Regions from separate parts of the Homo sapiens genome. Here region 1 is linked to region 2. A link is a loop called in an ENCODE intact Hi-C map of the cell type or tissue named here. Cell type or tissue: chondrocyte. All regions are shown on one strand. Links, peaks and the distances in the headings refer to the core of each region. The heading gives the core; the rest is flanking DNA. Region 1 overlaps CASP7 (caspase 7). Region 2 overlaps ABLIM1 (actin binding LIM protein 1).

What was found. A loop is a pair of places that touch in the nucleus more often than their neighbours do. Peaks named below come from ENCODE experiments on the same cell type or tissue, not always from the same donor. Only the 100,000 strongest peaks of a DNase experiment are listed, where the experiment ranks them.
Region 1: a loop joins it to region 2, with 3 times the contacts of the local background. A loop is called at or near these places in 2 of 110 quality-filtered maps.

The regions. Positions count from the first base shown.
Region 1 is chr10:113,700,755-113,709,090 of GRCh38, forward strand. The region is part of intron 2 of CASP7 (caspase 7); the gene reads left to right. Among named protein-coding and RNA genes, the nearest start is that of CASP7, 25 kb to the left of the region's middle. In chondrocyte, for the core only: CTCF peaks have their summits at 4,486 (motif pointing right) and 5,465 (motif pointing left); no DNase peak of the experiment used is centred there.
Region 2 is chr10:114,434,131-114,442,465 of GRCh38, forward strand. It overlaps ABLIM1 (actin binding LIM protein 1), which reads right to left. Exons shown (of 23, transcript NM_002313.7): 18 at 7,592-7,656; 19 at 6,887-6,947; 20 at 5,952-5,959; 21 at 5,046-5,120; 22 at 3,714-3,794; 23 at 1-2,243. The coding sequence ends at 2,130. Among named protein-coding and RNA genes, the nearest start is that of AFAP1L2, 34 kb to the left of the region's middle. In chondrocyte, for the core only: CTCF peaks have their summits at 3,762 (motif pointing left) and 3,964; no DNase peak of the experiment used is centred there.

The DNA.
Region 1 (8,336 bases), core at 300-8,299, 730 kb before region 2:
GTGTTTGTTTTGTTCTCACAGGACTGATATGGTTTGGCTCTGTGTCCCCACCTAAATCTCGTCTTGAATTGTAATCACCATAATCCCTACGTGTTGAGGGAGAGACCCGGTGGGAGGTGACTGGATCATGGGGGTGGTTCCCCCATGCTGTTCTGGTGATAGTGAGTTCTCATGAGATCTGATGGTTTTATGTGTTTGACGGTTCCTCCTACACACACTCTGTCTCTCCTGCTGCCATGTAAGACATGTCTGCTCCCCCTTCCACCATGCTTCCCCAGCCATGTGGAACTGTGAGTCAATTAAACCTCTTTTCTTTATAAATTACCCAATCTCAGGTAGCATCTTCATAGCAGTTTGAGAACAGACCAATACATAGGACTCCAGCTCAATAATAAAAAATCTTTGGAAATAAGGGAACGAAAAAGGCAAAGACATTAAATAAGAACCATCATCACTTCCATTTCATTCTATTATATATATATATTTTAACACATTTTTCAGTATATACAAGCATACTTTGTTTTACTGTGCTTTGCAGATACTGCTTTTCTTTCTTTCTTTTTTTTTTTTTTTTGAGACAGAGTCTCACTCTGTTGTCCAGGCTGGAGTGCAGTGGTGTGATCTTGGCTCACTGCAGCCTCCGCCTCCCAGGTACAAGCGATTCTCCTGCCTCAGCCTCCCAAGTAGCCAGACTACAGGCGTATGCCACCACGCCTAGCTAATTTTTATATGTATTTTAGTAAAGACAGGATTTTGCCATGTTTCCCAGGCTGGTCTTGAACTCCTGACCTTAAGTGATCCACCCCCCGCTTGGCCTCCCAAAGTGCTGGGATTACAGGCATGAGCCACCACACCTGGCCCAGATATTGCATTTTTAATAAATGGAAGGTTTGTGGCAACCCTGCAAACCTATTGGCTCCATTTTTCCAACAGCATATGCTCACTTTGTATCTCTATGTTACATTTTGGTAATTCTCACAACATTTTAAGTTTTTTAATTAGTGTTATATCTGTTACTATGATCTGTGATCAGTAATCTTTTTTGTTGTCGTTGTTCAAATCCAGGATAATCTCTGTAAATGTGATGAGTGATCTTTGATGTTACTATTGTAATTGCTTTGGGGTGCCACAAAGCACACCTGTATAAGACAGCAGACTTAAATGATAAATGTTAAGTGTGTTCTGACTGTTCCACCCACTGGCCATTCCTGTCTCTCTCCTTCTCCTTGGGCCTCCCTATTCCCTGAGGCAATATTGAAATTGGGCCAATTAATAGCCCTACAATGGCCTCTAGGTGTCTATTGAAAGGAAGAGTGATATGTCTGTCACTTTAAATCAAAAGCTAGAAGTGATTCAACTTAGTGAAGGCATGTTGAAGCCAAGACAGGCTGAAAGCTAGGCCTCCTGTGCCAAACAGCCAAGTTGTGAATGCAAAGGAAAAGTTCTTGAAGGAAATTAAAAGTGCTATTCCAGTGAACACACGGATAATAACATTATTGCTAATTATTGCTGACTTGGAGAAAGTTTGAGTGGTCTGGATAGAAGATCAAACCAGCCCCAACTTTTTCTTAAGCTAAAGCCTAAGCCAGAGCAAGGCCCTAACTCTGCAGTTCTTTGAAGGCTGAGAGAGGTGAGAAAGCTGCAAAAGAAAAGTTTGAAGCTAGCAATGGTTGATCCATGAGGTTTAAGGAAAGAAGCCTTCTCCATAAAATAGAAGTTCAACATGAAGCAGCAAGTGCTGATGTAGAAGCTACAGCAAATTATCCAGAAGATCTAGCTAAGATCATTGGTGAGAGTGGCTACACTAAACAACAGATTCTCAATGTAGACAAAGCAGCCTTCTATAGGAAGAAGATGCCATCTAAGATTGTCCTAGCTAGAGAAGAGAAGTCAATGCCTGACTTCAGTGCTTTATAAGGATGCTTGACTCTCTTGTTAGGCAGACTGGTGACTTTAAGCCGAAGCCAATGCTCATTGACCAGTCTGAAAATCCTTAAGAATTATGCTAAATCTATACTCTTTCTGTGCCCTATAAATGGAAGAACAAAGCCTGGATGACACCTGTTTATAGCATGGTTTACTGGATATTTTAAGCACACTGTTGAGACCTACTGCTCATTAAAATAAGATTCCTTTCATTGACATTGCACCTGGTCACCCAGGAGCTCTGGTGAAGATGCAGAAGGAGATTAATGTTTTTATGCCTGCTAAAACATCCATTCTGCAGCTCATAGATCAAGGAGTAATTTCAACTTCCAAGTCTTATTACTTAAGAAATAATGTCTTACTATTTGAGAAATATTATTTCAGAAATACATTTTATAAGGCTATAGTTGCCATAAATAATGTTGGGAATAACATTATAGCTATAGTGTTACCGCTGATGGATCTGGGCAGTTAATTGAAAACCTTCTGGAAAGGATGCACCATTCTAGATGCCAGTAAGAACATTTGCGATTTATGGGAGGATGTCTGAACATTAATAGGAGTTTGGAAGAAGTTGATTCCAACCCTCATGGATGACTTTGATGGGTTCAAGACTTCCTTCAATGGAGGAAGTAACTGCAGGTGTGCCAATCATGGTGGAAATAGCAAGAGAACTAGAATTAGAAGTAGACCTGAAGATGTGGCTGAATTGCTGCAATCTTATGATAAAACTTGAACAGATAAGGAGTTTCTTCTTATGAATAAGCCAAGTAAGTGGTTTCTTGAGATGGAATCTACTGCTGGTGAATGTGCTGATACATTTTTGAAATATACATTTAGAATATTACATAAACTTAGTTGGTAAAGCAGCCACAGAGTTTGAGAGGATTGACATGAATTTTGTATGTGTTTTAACTCTTTTTTTGTTTGTTTTCTTTTAAACTTTTTCCTTTTTTTTTTTTTTTTTTTTTTTTAACGAACACTTTCGTTGAGGGCTGACTTTCAATAGATCGCAGTGAGGGAGCTGCTCTGCTACATACGAAACCCCAACCCAGAAGCAGGTCATCTTTGAATGGTTTAGTGCCAGGTTCGCCAGGAACATGCATTGCGTGACAGGCGAGGGGACAATCACCTTTCTGTTGACTTGAATTTTGAATGAAGTTGTACTGTGAATAAAATGCTATCAAACAGAATGGTATGCTACAGAGAAATTGTTCATAAAAGGAAGAATCATTTGATGCAGCGAACTTCATTGCTGTCTTATTTTAAGAAATTGTCACAGCCACCCTAATTTTCGGCAGCCACCACCAGATTAATCAGCAGGCATCAGTGCTGAGGCCAGATCCTCCACCAGCCCAACAGTTACAACCCACTGAAGGCTCAAATGATTGTTAGCATTTTTTAGCAATAAAGTATGTTTTAATTAAGATATGTATTTTTTGGACATAATGCTGTTGCGTATACTCAGACTGGAGTACAGTGTGAACATAACTTTTCTACCCACTGGGAAACCAAAAAAGTCAGGCGACTCCATTTATTGCAATATTTGCTTTCCTGTGGTGGTCTGAAACTGAGCCGACGGTATATCTGAGTTGTGCCTATATTTGAATTTGGAACAGCCCAGTGTGGTCCCACGTACCCCCATTACTAGTGACATACTTCCCCTTTATCAGACTCATGTATAAGTAAGAAGCCCACCACAGTGCCTGATTCAAGGAGACTCACAGATACATCTTGTTTGTCTCTTTGTGGATGACCTGGAGGTTTCATCACCCTGTAAGTGAGGTTCAGGGTGGGTGAGAAAGTCTGCCCTTCTTTTACACAGTGGGAGATGGGAGAATGGGCAAGGGAAAAGTGGTATCTCTGACAGACCAGTTTTAGAAAAAAATACAAGTGGCAGTTGAGGACCTGGCCATTTATTCTTCCCTTAAGACTGTGCACCCCTGGGAAAGTTTTTGAGTACCTTGCTGGAAGACTTCTGCCTAAAAGACCTTTTATTTTGCAAAAATAGATGTGGTCTGTGGTATGTCCCCCCCACCCCTCAGCTTTAAGTTCTTTGGAAAGATAAATAAGCCTGGAGGGTCTACATTCTGGTCCACTCTACCTTTTTCATAGCATGACTGATGTTGACGTCATTAAAATAAACAGTAAGTATCCCGAGGTCCTCTCTGCAGTTTCAGGAGCACCATGTGACCCAATGACAGATGTGGGGTGCGATGCATGGGAGTGCCACTGGCTCCTCTGGATGTTCGTTGTAGCTGAAGGTGCTCCGCCCCCCCCCCACACCCCTACAACCTTCCCTCCCATCCCATCCCACCCTATTCCAGCTCCCTTCTCTAAGGAGCTCAGAATCACTGTTAGGCAGTGGAGGAGGCAGTAGCATCTCTGACCTGACTCTAATCAAGGACCAGACTGCTCACCTGCCCTCCCCTGGAGACATGAAGGATCCTGGGTTGCAGAAAGAAATATCCCCTTCCCCAAAAAGCCAGGGTGGGACTCAGGTTTCAAATACTAACAGTTTCAAGCCCCTAGACTTGTCTTGGCCTTTTTTTTTGCCTCACAGCCACTAGATGGCAGGACAGCATCGTTTTATTTCCAGTCCATAGGCACTAAAAATCCAGCCTGTTCTTTAAAAAAATATTTAGTGATTTTGTAATTTTCTGATTATTGAAGAACATTTGGAAAACACAGAAAAGCACAAAAAAAATCCAAATATCTTAAAATTTGTAAAGCATTCAGATTTTTAGTTATTTAGAGGAAATCATTGTGGGGCCAGTCCATATTCATTATGAACCACAGTTTATAGAACAGGGTCTAGGGTCCTCCTTGCACTTGAACAGGGTTCTGTCTTGATGTAAATATAACCCTATAGTCCTTGCCCTGGATATAAAGTCAAAGTTTTAACCAAATGCCTAGGCACAGCTACAGAAAATAATAACTAATTGCTGAATTGTAGGACATAGCCTTGGAGCTGTGGGAGGTTGAGGAGGGAAGGATAAGGAAGGACTGGAGGAGGAGCTGAAACTTGAGTTGTCAGGAAAAGCAGGGGGGGTATCAGGGGACCGGTGGAACCTCAGGGCCAGGGTGGAGATGATGGTCAGGCAAGGCCACCGATGTGGCTTCTGCCTAGGAAAGTGGGCAAAATCTGCTGGACAGGGTGAGTTAGGTCTTAATAGCATAGGCCACAAGGAGCCATTGTAGGTCCAAGACCAAGCCCTGGCCAGCAGCCTAGAAGATATTCTCTCCTAGGAACCTGAGAAATCAGAGGCTCCCTTCTGAGCTCTGCTCAAGGTCAGAATTCAAGAAAAGGAAAAAAAGGGGAAAACAGGTTTCCCGCAGTCTCAGATTACCCCTGGGCCTCCGTGGAGTCTCGTGTGTCTCTGCTGAGGAGTTTGTTTACCCTTCTGGTTTCCCAGTGGAAGAGAGCAGGAGAAAAGATCTATTCTCAACATTTGCTAAACTCCCTATTTTCCAGGCACTGGCTCGGATCACATGGGTTTTACCCTTGGCATCATCTCTGTTTTCCAGCCTTTGCCCCCTGGAGGGTGGTTAATAAATGCCACTTGGTTATAATTCTCTCTCCTGGAGGCATCTTGGGCTTCTTCACCAGTGAGTGAAGATATGTAAACACATCCCTATAAAAAATGTGTTATTTGTATAATTATAAGGAAGATTCAAGTGGCATCCTTTTTCATTTGGAGAGGGGTTAAAAAACTGTTTTAGAAGACGCAATGCTTTGGAATTAGAGACAAGAACAAAGAAGGCAGACCTTAATTCATTCCAAAGAATACATTCCAAGTTAAGCAAAAATTGTGCCATGATGCCCATTGATTGAAAGGGGCCAGATCTGGGCCCACTAAAGAAAATATGAACATTGAAATTTATGCAGGGCGTTTACTTTTCAATAAAGGAAGGATTCAAATTCAGCTTCCAGAAAATTGGATGCCTGTCTCCCAAATTTGTACATAGAGAATGATAAAGATTTAATGCTGTATTTGAAGCAGTGATGACACTATGTAAAATAATAGAAGTAGCAAAGTTGAGTCAGACAACCGGGGTTCAGATCCTGGCCCTTCCTCCCACTTACTATTTGAGGGACTATAGCAAGTCACGTGACCTTCCTGTGCCTCAGCTTCCTTATCTGCATAATAGAGATATTGATCTCTGCCCACGGGATTGTTATGAGAATCAGAGTAACCGTCAGCTTCCTGAATTACCTGAATGTGCCTGCTGAGGAAGAAATCATAGAATCATGATTTTAACACTGGGAGAACTTACCTAATTCCCTTCATTATGATCAAGGAAAGGAAGACCAGAGAGGTGATACGTAGCCACCCAAGAGGACCAGGACCGAGACACAGGCCTAACTTGTCCAGTGCTTCCCCCCAGCGTCAGGTGGCACCCACGACTTTGGTGGCACCAGGCTGTTCATCCACATTAATCCACCCACAGAGTGCTTTTTTCCTTCCACCCAAGTGGGTCAGCAAATTTTCTTCGTGTACACGGCTTCTTCTCTGCTTCACTTTGGCAGAGGGATGGTATAGGGACAGCTGTCCCAGCAGGGCGAGCAGTGGGCTTTCCAGTGGCGGAGGGATGGCATAGGGACAGCTGTCCCAGCAGGGCGAGCCATGGGCTTTCCAGCGGCGGACGGATGGCATAGGGACGCTGTCCCAGCAGGGCGAGCAGTGGGCTTTCCAGTGAAGAGGGCCAAGTGTACGTTTCAGGAGCAGCAAGCACAGGACACCAAAACGTGGGCAGAGGTCTAGAAACTGCAAAGCTGTAGCTTCTGCATGTGTGGGATACCTCCAGTTCTTTTCAGTTATTGCTCTTCTAGAGGGGATAAATTAAAGTGAAAAGGTAAGGTAAATCATCAGCTTTTCACAGTAATAGAAACCTAGAACACTATTAGCAGAGAAAAATTAAGCCTAGTAATAGAAAAGTACTATGAAAACATAACCAGTTGCTTCTCACATGAACATGTGATCACAGACAGGAAATGTGAGCGTGGCATTGCATGTTTAACCCCTGAGCTGCTGGTTTTCTTTCTCTCAAGGATCTGTGATGATGAGAATTTTGTTTGTTTTGTTTTGAGACAGAGTCTCACTCTGTTGCCCAGGCTGGAGTGCAGTGGTGTGATCTCACCTCCCTGCAACCTCCACCTCCCAGGTTCAAGCAATTCTCGTGCCTCAGCCTCCCGAGTAGCTGGGATTATAGGCGCGTGCCACCACTCCTGGCTAATTTTTTTGTATTTTTAGTAGAGACAGGGTTTCACCATGTTGGCTAGACTGGTCTCAAACTCCTGACATCAGGTAATCTGCCTGCCTCAGCCTCCCAAAGTGCTGGGATTATGGGCGTGAGCCACCCTGCCCGCCAATGGTCAGTTTTAAGGGGAAAAGATGGGTGGAGTGATTAAGGACTGAAGTATGTTAGCTGTTCTAATGCTGGACCCTGCAGCCGTAATACAGACGTATTGTATCCTCCATTCAGTCTATTAGGCTATTTAAAGACAATTCAGCCTTTTCTACCCCCTGGATGATTTGTTTTAAAGTCATTTGTCAATTTTTATTGTCAGGGACCCTACTGGTTTTGTTTTTTTGTTTTTTTTTTTTAGGGGAAAGAGGGAAATGTGGAGGTTGGTATGTTTTGGGGAGGGGGATCTATTCTTCTCCTTAGCCTCTTTTAAACTGAGTTTGCTTCCCCATGTTTATATTTTTGCAACTGACTTTCAGAGAAAAAAATGTATAGAGCGAATTTTCTCTCCTGTTCACAGACCTGAGGATGGCAGGTGATCAAGAGGCTTGTGCAGGGTAGCAGGTGTCATAACCTCATTGTATCAGCTTCATACCCTTTCTAGACTGTGGTCCTGAACCAAGAAATGGAGAAAAGCGTTGCTGAGCCGTTCACTTTATAAGTGTTTGGTTTTTATGTGTTTGCATTTTCCTTGTTGCATTTGGAGGGTTGAGATGGGGAAATACAGCAACTCCTGGATCGTTCACTTTATGCAAGATCATTGAAAAATGTTTGTATGCCTCATTTAAAAATGAAGGGCTTTGGTATGCTTCCGTGGTCTCCTATTATTTTTATTCACTTGAGTACCTTTAAAGGAAAAACATAACCTAATGAACTTGAACTCTTTAATTCACCACACACTCACTTCCTGTTTTTGTTGATTAACTTACATATAGTTTGACATGTTTTGCCGTCATGTGAGTGCCGTTTTGCAGCCTGGTGTAGATTTGGGACTTCGGTGGGTTGACCATGTGTGATGCTCATCAACTTGAACTGTATGATGGTTTGTTCTGTTGATACTCTGTCTCTTGCTTAGCTATTCCCCTGTCGTTCCCAATTTTTCACTCTTAAAGATTGTGCTCCTGGCTGCATGTTTATGGAAATTTTGTTTTCTTTTTTCC
Region 2 (8,335 bases), core at 1-8,000:
GATAGAAAAAGCATGGAATAAGCAAGAAGCCACTGAGACACCAAAGGCTAAACTGCAAACTGCAGTGTGGCTTCCAACCAAGCAAGAGCTGGTCTCATCTGCTCATGGCCACCCTGTCAGAGCCATTTGCTAAACATGTTAGTAGATCCAACACACACACACACACACACACACACACACACACACACACACACACACACGAGAGTAGTCCTCATTCAGTGCATAGCAATGGAAGGCTAGGACAATTTAGATTCCTTAGGTAAGAGCACAGGAGGATGCTATAGAACAGTGACTGTTCATTCCATCCCCCAAATGACAGCGGTGAGCCACGTGTCAGAGGCTGCAACACAGACTCAGAAACTATTCTACTTGCTTTTTTACCACTGGTGTCAGAGAGACAGCTTGTAATCCTAATATTTGGTGCCAGCAGGAAGAACTTCAGAGCTTTTGTTCTTAGTGGCATATGAAGGTAAATTCAAATGTTTTCTTCTTCGGCTTTAAAACAGAGCTTAAATTCTTAAGCACAGCCCCAAAGCATGATAATAAAGTGGCTTACCCTCCTGGGTGTGGAGTTACACAAACTCTCCCTCATCTAACTCACGTCGGGAATCATGATGTGGTTTCATATGCACGCACGTGTTGGGGAAACCCTAGGCTCATATTCGAATCTAGTGTTGCAGAGCCTGAGGGACTCTCGTGAGATGCTCTGACCTCCACATCCCACCTCATCCTTCCTCTGTGGTTCCCAGTCTGATCCTTCCATGAGCTACATCAGCGCCAACACCTTTCCATGAAGGAAGTGATGTTGGGGTCGCAGTTTAGCCTCACTCTTGATCTTTGAGTCACACACACTCGGTGACAATGTCTTTAGAAGCTGCAACACAGCAGGACAAACATTCAAGCAGAAATTAAAAAGCACATGCATGCTCACAAAATTACTCTGGGTGAGTGAAACCAACATGTGCACACACACCCATGAATTCGACAGAGCTGGGCAAGAAGAAAGCTGAAAAGGCCAAATTAAATACGTTCGAAGGAGTCTACTTTGGAGTTGCAGAGATTTAAAAGAGAAAAACATGTCTTTCCTTAGCCTATTATTGAAAGAAACCTTAAAAACCAACAACAGCATGGGCTTGATCTGATTCATAGGATGCCAGAGAGACAGCAGAGGATAACGACTGGAAGAACTAGAGTCAGTAGGACATGGGACTTGTTTTTGTTTTTTGCTTTTTGGTTTTTTTTGGCCATGAATGATATGGCCCCTATGCAAAATCACCTAATGGCATGCCACTGGGCCAATCTGGGGGCAATTTGTGTTTTTCCTTTCTTTGCAAAGGTGGAGCTCCAGACAGCTCCTGTCCTAGGCGGGGAGCAGGAACCAGACCTGCTATGGGAAGCAGAAAGAGTTAAGGGAAGGTTTCCTTTCATTCCTGTTCCTTCTCTTTTGCTTTTGAACAGTTTTTAAATATACTAATAGCTAAGTCATTTGCCAGCCAGGTCCCGGTGAACAGTAGAGAACAAGGAGCTTGCTAAGAATTAATTTTGCTGTTTTTCACCCCATTCAAACAGAGCTGCCCTGTTCCCTGATGGAGTTCCATTCCTGCCAGGGCACGGCTGAGTAACACGAAGCCATTCAAGAAAGGCGGGTGTGAAATCACTGCCACCCCATGGACAGACCCCTCACTCTTCCTTCTTAGCCGCAGCGCTACTTAATAAATATATTTATACTTTGAAATTATGATAACCGATTTTTCCCATGCGGCATCCTAAGGGCACTTGCCAGCTCTTATCCGGACAGTCAGCACTGTTGTTGGACAACAGATAAAGGAAAAGAAAAAGAAGAAAACAACGCAGCTCCTGTTGTATACATAAGGTAATGTGAAAAGCTCACATGTGGACACTACTCTGTGTTTCGGAACATAGAAATTTCTACGCCATGCTTCTTGGCAAGTGTTACTGTTGGCTGGCCCGACATTTGACTCATGGTGTTTTAACCAGACTTTCTCTTTTTGGTGTTGCTGAGCGACGGTAGTTTGCAAATTCTCCAATCAAGTTTGGGCCTCAATATGACATCCTATGGGGCACCGCCACTGTCAGTCCTTTCTCTAATTGCCATTCACGAGTGGGACTTAGAAGAGTTTTGCTTTTTTCTTCATGTCGTTGCGTCTCCAAAGAGGTAACCTGTCAAACTCCTGTATGGACATTCCAAAGATTTCCCGAAACACTTCAGGGGCTAAGTGGCGCTGGGAAGAAGAAAAAAAAAAAAGAGCTGCTGTCAGTCCTGATGGCCACACAAATGGCCTTGAGCGTTGCTCTATAGTTTATACAGAGTCATTCTGAAGAACAAGGCAGGAGGACGGGAGAGGAGCCCATCTTTAATGCTTGTGACATCAGTATCCCTTACCTGGTTGGGCCAGGTGAGGAGCCCTTCCCATCAGATAAAAGAGCTGGCAGAGTATTAATGGGGATTATAATAATAACACTGACTGGTGATGGGACACAGAGAGGTGATTTATTACATTGGAGACAACTCCATCCCAGGTCCTTGGAACGTTGAGAAGATGCAGGGAAAATGGACTATCGCAATAGAAAGCCAAAGAAAATGACCTCCAGCGTGGTCCCTGGGGAGCCCCAGGGCTTCCTCCTGGCTGAGGAATAGGGGGTAAGGTGGATGTCTGTTCTACTGAGAAGACTTCCCATCAGTCATTCCCCCCTAGAAAAGTTCCCCCAAGATCCTGCAGCCTTTATTCTCTGTACCTCTACGCCAAGGTACTGCCTTTTGTCAGGAAAAAGTAAGCATTCTTTCGGAGACTGGCAGCCAGGGTTTTTCTTAATTAAAATCATTGGGATGGAAAACTATAATACAAAAATTAGTCTTCCATGTCTAAGGAGATCTTGGGTACATGTACCCAGATAACCCTTCAACAAGGAATGTGGAAACAGCCAAGAAAGAAACTTGTCCAGTATAAATCAGTATAAATGTCTCTCCTGAGAGCCTTTGCCGCTCCCACAGCCTCCCATGAACTCAACCCCAGCTCAGGGGAAGATAAGGATCTGAGACTATCTCAAGAGAAATAGCGACTCCCATTCTGAATTACCAGCCATAATTATGGCAACATCAAGTTTCAAAGAAAATGACTGAAATCATTCTGTGTCTCCTGGGTCATTCTTTTTTTCTTTTTCTTTCTTTCTTTTTTTTTTTTTTTTAGACGGAGTCAGGCTCTGTTGCCCAAGCTGGAGTACAGTGGTGTGATCTTGGCTCATTGCAACCTCCACCTCCTGGATTCAAGCGATTCTCCTGCCTCAGCCTCCCAAGTAGCTGGGACTACAGGCACCTGCCACCATGCCCCGTGAATTTTTGTATTTTTAGTAGAGACAGGGTTTCACCGTGTTGGCCAGGCTGGTCTTGAACTCCTGACCTCAAGTGATCTGCCTACCTCGGCCTCCTAAAGTGTTGGGATTATGGGCGTGAGCCACCATGCCCACCTCCTGGGTCATTCTTCTGGATATTACCAGGCATTTTTATGCTGATCTAAGTGAAAACCTGGATATTTTTTTTCTCCAAAGTTATTTCTTAGTTCTACCTATGACATGAGGGTGATCTTTATAATTTTTTTTTGTTTTCACTGAAGAAATAAAACATTGCTTAGGGGAGAGTTGGGGGAGTGCATAGGGATCTGCAGTTGGGACTGGATTTTTCGGTTTTGTTTTACCTCCAGCCTGGTTCTGTCCACCTCTCTGAGGATTTTGTTTCGCCCTCTGTTGGTCACCATGAGCATTTCATATGGAAATATCTGAGAAGAAAGAAAACACCTCTTCTAGAACACCACAGTCCATTTTATTAACAAGCAGAATCCACCTAAACGCTAGTACTCCCAAGATAGAGCTTCCAAGAGACTGTCATGACAGAATTCGAGTGATGGGTCTTCCTTCTGCAAGGCCAGTGGAAGCTCCAGTTTCCAGGGGACAGGGACAGAATCTTAGACATTCTCAACTTTCCACCAGTGTCTCAGGTAGCACTGAGCCTTAGGGGGGCTTTGTTGAGTGGCAGAACACTAACTTACTATGTATTGGGATGAAGGTAAACATTAGAAGATAATGGAAATTACAGGCACGTGTTTTTTGTTTTTGTTTTTCTTTTTTTGTTTGTAGACAGGGCTTGCTCTGTTGCCCAGGCTGGATGCAGTGGTGTGATCACAGCTCACTGTAGCCTCAACCTATCAGGCCCAGGTGACCCTCCTATCTTACCCTCCCGAGTAGCTGGGACTATAGGCACATGTCGTCATGCCAAGCAATTTTTTTTAAGTTTTAGTAGAGATGGGATTTTGCCATGTTGCTCAGGCTGGTCTTAAATTCCTGAACTCAAGCCATCTACCCGCCTTGGCCTTCCAAAGTGCTTGGATTACAGGCGTAAGCCACTGTGCCCAGCCAATGTGTTACCTTTTATAGGATGCTGTTATAGGGCAGGGTGCATTTGTGCTGGGGTTAACAATCTTGTCCCATGACTAGCTCATGAATCTATGGGGCCAGGCAGGCCCAGAAGCAGTGCTCTGGCAACTGCCATATTGAAATAAGCCCTGGTTATGGTCACCAGGGAGCATGAGCCCTTGGACAACTCTGAAGGTACAGGGTGCTCTGGAGCTAGGGTGGCCAGTCACCCCAGTGTACCCAGGACTGAGGTTCTTGAAATGCAGGGCTTTCAATGGTGAAACAGGGTTGCCTCACCTACATGGTGAGTCTGCAGCCACTCCACTCAGCACCGGATATGCTCTGTAATGCACATGGCAGAGGCCAAGGGAATACCTTGGTCATAGGCAGAGAGGGACTGGCACCTCACTGTAAACACACAGCATCATGCCCAGTAAGGGTTTAACCTGCTGACCTGATGTGGGCAAAACAGCAGAATGGCAAGGTGCATATTCATGACATGGCTCACCTGAACACACCAGCCTACAACACTTTGAGAATGATGAAAAGATAGAACATCAAATCTGTTTAGGGTTACGCCATTCCCATATGAGAGGAAAAAGAACAGCTGCACTTGCCTTTGGTTCCAACATGTTGGGCATAGACACTCCTCGGTCCATTCTCATTGCAGGCATGTGGCCATCTGGGAGTGTCTGCAACAGAAATGCCAGTTCCAGGTGAGGCATGAAATAGTCTAGGAAACTGAAGGGAGTACTCTTGGGCTCCCAATTCCCTGTTGGGTCTCCAATCCTAACCACTATTTTATTTGTGTCATCTAAATGACCATGTATTTTTCAAAATGAGATCCTTGCTGTATAGGAACAGGAATACAGCTCTTTTGCAATCAAGTTGGGGAGAGATCTTGGCTTGATGGTTATGGACAAATTCCTGAATTAGGCTCCATGAATGAAAGCATATAGTACATTTAAAAGATGCCCAAGTCTATTATTGTTAGTTTCTTATCTTTAATCATGATTTTCTATGCATTTTTCTTCTTTTCTTATTCTCCATCACATTTCTTTCTTTCTTTTTTTAACAAGATTGAGGTTCTAGTGAGAAAGGAATGTCATGAGGGCAAACTGCTCTCTCCTATTGGCTAAGACATCAGTGTCTTTTCATTTGAGAACGCGCAGGAAAAGGGTGGCCTAAAGTACTGAGAGATTATAATTAAAAGAAGAAAAACTGTATATGAGCAGACCCTTGATGCTGGTCCACTTCCACCCCAGAGAGGACTCTCCAAGGCCAAAGCAAGAGAGACCCCCTACACCTGGCCTGGTTCATGCAGTGTCCCCAAGGCCTGCAGGGACAGCTTGACCCAGGCACCAGGCATGTCTGCTCTTCACGGCTATAGAGTAATGACTAGAGAGATCAACCACAACAAGCATCTTCTCAACAGAAACTGTTGCCTTGGAGCCAGCAGTCTGGGTTGGAACATGGCTGTTCTATCGGTGTGGCCAATTCAAGAAAGACAAAGTGTTCCATACCTGGTAATCTGAAAAGGAAAGGAAAAGAAAATATCATAAGGGAAAGACCATGGAAAAGCAAGGAACCATTCACAGACTATATTATATTGAAATTCCCAACATATTCGCCCTATAAACCATGTTCTTTTTCTGCTCCCAGACTCTGCACATGTTATCCCATCAGCCTCCCTGAAGCCAAGAAATGCCTGGTCCAGTGTTAGTTAACAGTTAAAACATTTTCCCCTGGAAGCTTTCGCTGACAACCTAAAGGTACTTACTGCTTCCTTCTCTGCATCTCTGATCCCAATGTTCATCACACAGACCTTCTTTCTGCCATATGCATTTTGAGGGCAGGGGCCATGTCTCACTTATTGTTGTACCTCCAGTTACTTTTTTTTTTTTTAAGAGACAGTCTTGCTCCGTCACCCAGGCTGGAGTGCAGTGGCATGAACATAGCTCACTGCAGCCTTGAACTCCTGGGCTTAAGCAATTCTCCTGCCTCAGCCTCCCAAGTAGCTGGGACTACAGGCATGTGCCACCAGCTAATTATTATAATTTGTTGTTGTTGTTTTTGTTGTTGTTGGTAGAGACAGGCCCACTTTGTTGCCCAACCTAGTCTAGAACTCCTGGCTTCAAGTAATCCTTCCGCCTCAGCCTCCCAAAGTGTTGGGATTGCAGGCATGAGCCACCATGCCTGGCCTCTAGGTATCTGATAGAGTGCTCAGCACATAGTATGAGCAATGAATAAATTCTCACAAACTCACTTCTTACAGTTTGATTTCATTAGATATTCTTTGAAATTTTGTAAATAATTGCCCTATTAGCTCACAGAAGACAGATGTGATCCTACTCTAAGGATACAATACAGCATGAACACAGCCAGTATACTTGACTCTCATGAACCTCAGCCTCGAGGGAAGACGTGGCCATGCTCAGCCTGGCCATGGGAGCCTCACCTCGCACTCCCCCGCTGACATCCCCATAGCTGTTATACTGAGCGAAGTCGGTAGAAACAGGCTGAAATGAGGAAAAACAATTATTAGGAAATCTCCATAGTGATCGTTTTGGAGTCAGGTGAAAAGGAAGAAAGAGTTTACAAAATCCTAGGAATTCTTCCCAAGCTAAATGTCAGACCTTCATTTTTTTTTTCCCTATGATTCTTCTACTGCTATGCCATCTCTTTGTCTTTTTTAGTGTACTAATGCCACCACTCAGCAGGCTCTTGGTAAGCAGGGATCTCTTGCTGATAAATAAAAATGCATTGTCCTACATAGTTACATAATTGTATTTGTTCCATCTTTTGTGAGGAGGATGGTTATAACACACATTCTTATATCTTTTTACAGCAAAGATAATGGTTCAAGTAATTACTTTTTGTTTCATTGTAAAAAATATTTGCCATACAGTTTTGCAATTTAGTTTTCCCATAATCATACACAAGCCATTCTTTTATCTAAAGTTAATTTCTTCTTCTCTCAATAGAAACATTTTATTTTGCCTGTAACTCAAATTAATTTACTAGGCAACCAGGGAGGTTAAAATTTTCATTATGTTCCAACACTGAGATCAAGAGTCAGACGTATTCAGGCAATGTGTCAATACTTCAACCAGGGCCGAGGTGGGAGTAAAGGCAGAAACAATGAATCGGGGAGAAATCTTACCCGGTGAAGCCCATTTCTTCCATAGCCAGGGAGAGATGCAGTTTTAGATGATGGAATATGTGAAGCTGAGTAAGAAAAAAGTAAAAAACCAATTGTTAGGAAATCAGAAGGTCCAATCCTTTAATGAAATTGGCAGTATCTTCTACCTCACAGGATAGAAATACCAAAAAAATTCAAATCATATTGGGCTCAAATGTTCAAAAATATGCCATCATATTTGCAAGGAGTGGGTGGACAGTGATATGACTGAGGAGGGAAGGGAAAGTCAAGTCCACGCGGTTGAGTGGGGGCTGAAGCTGGCTGTGCTTCCTATAGCTCTGGCATGGAGCTAAGTGTTCAGCATGCTTTATTTCTTTGAATCTTCAATATAACCCTAATAACACTATGATTATTAGTTCCATATTACAGAAGGAGAAATAGGGGCTAAGAAAAATATCCTGCCAACAGTTACTAAGCTTCTAAACAGCTGAGCAAGGATGTAAATCAGGGATATCTGAATACATTAGCCCATGCCCCAGTTGATAAGGCAGCAGTAACTGAACTGGAAGCCAACCCTGTATGTTATCAAGATCTACCAGCCATCTACAGCTGGCCTCCTGGGAGGCCTGATACAGGGTATCTGTCAATGATATGGAAGCCTGATAAGCTGCTGGGCTTGAGAGGGAGCAGCCCTGGGCTTGAATTCTGGTTCTGCAACTTAATACCTCTGTATCTCCGGACATGGTGTTTAATCTTTCTGAAGTC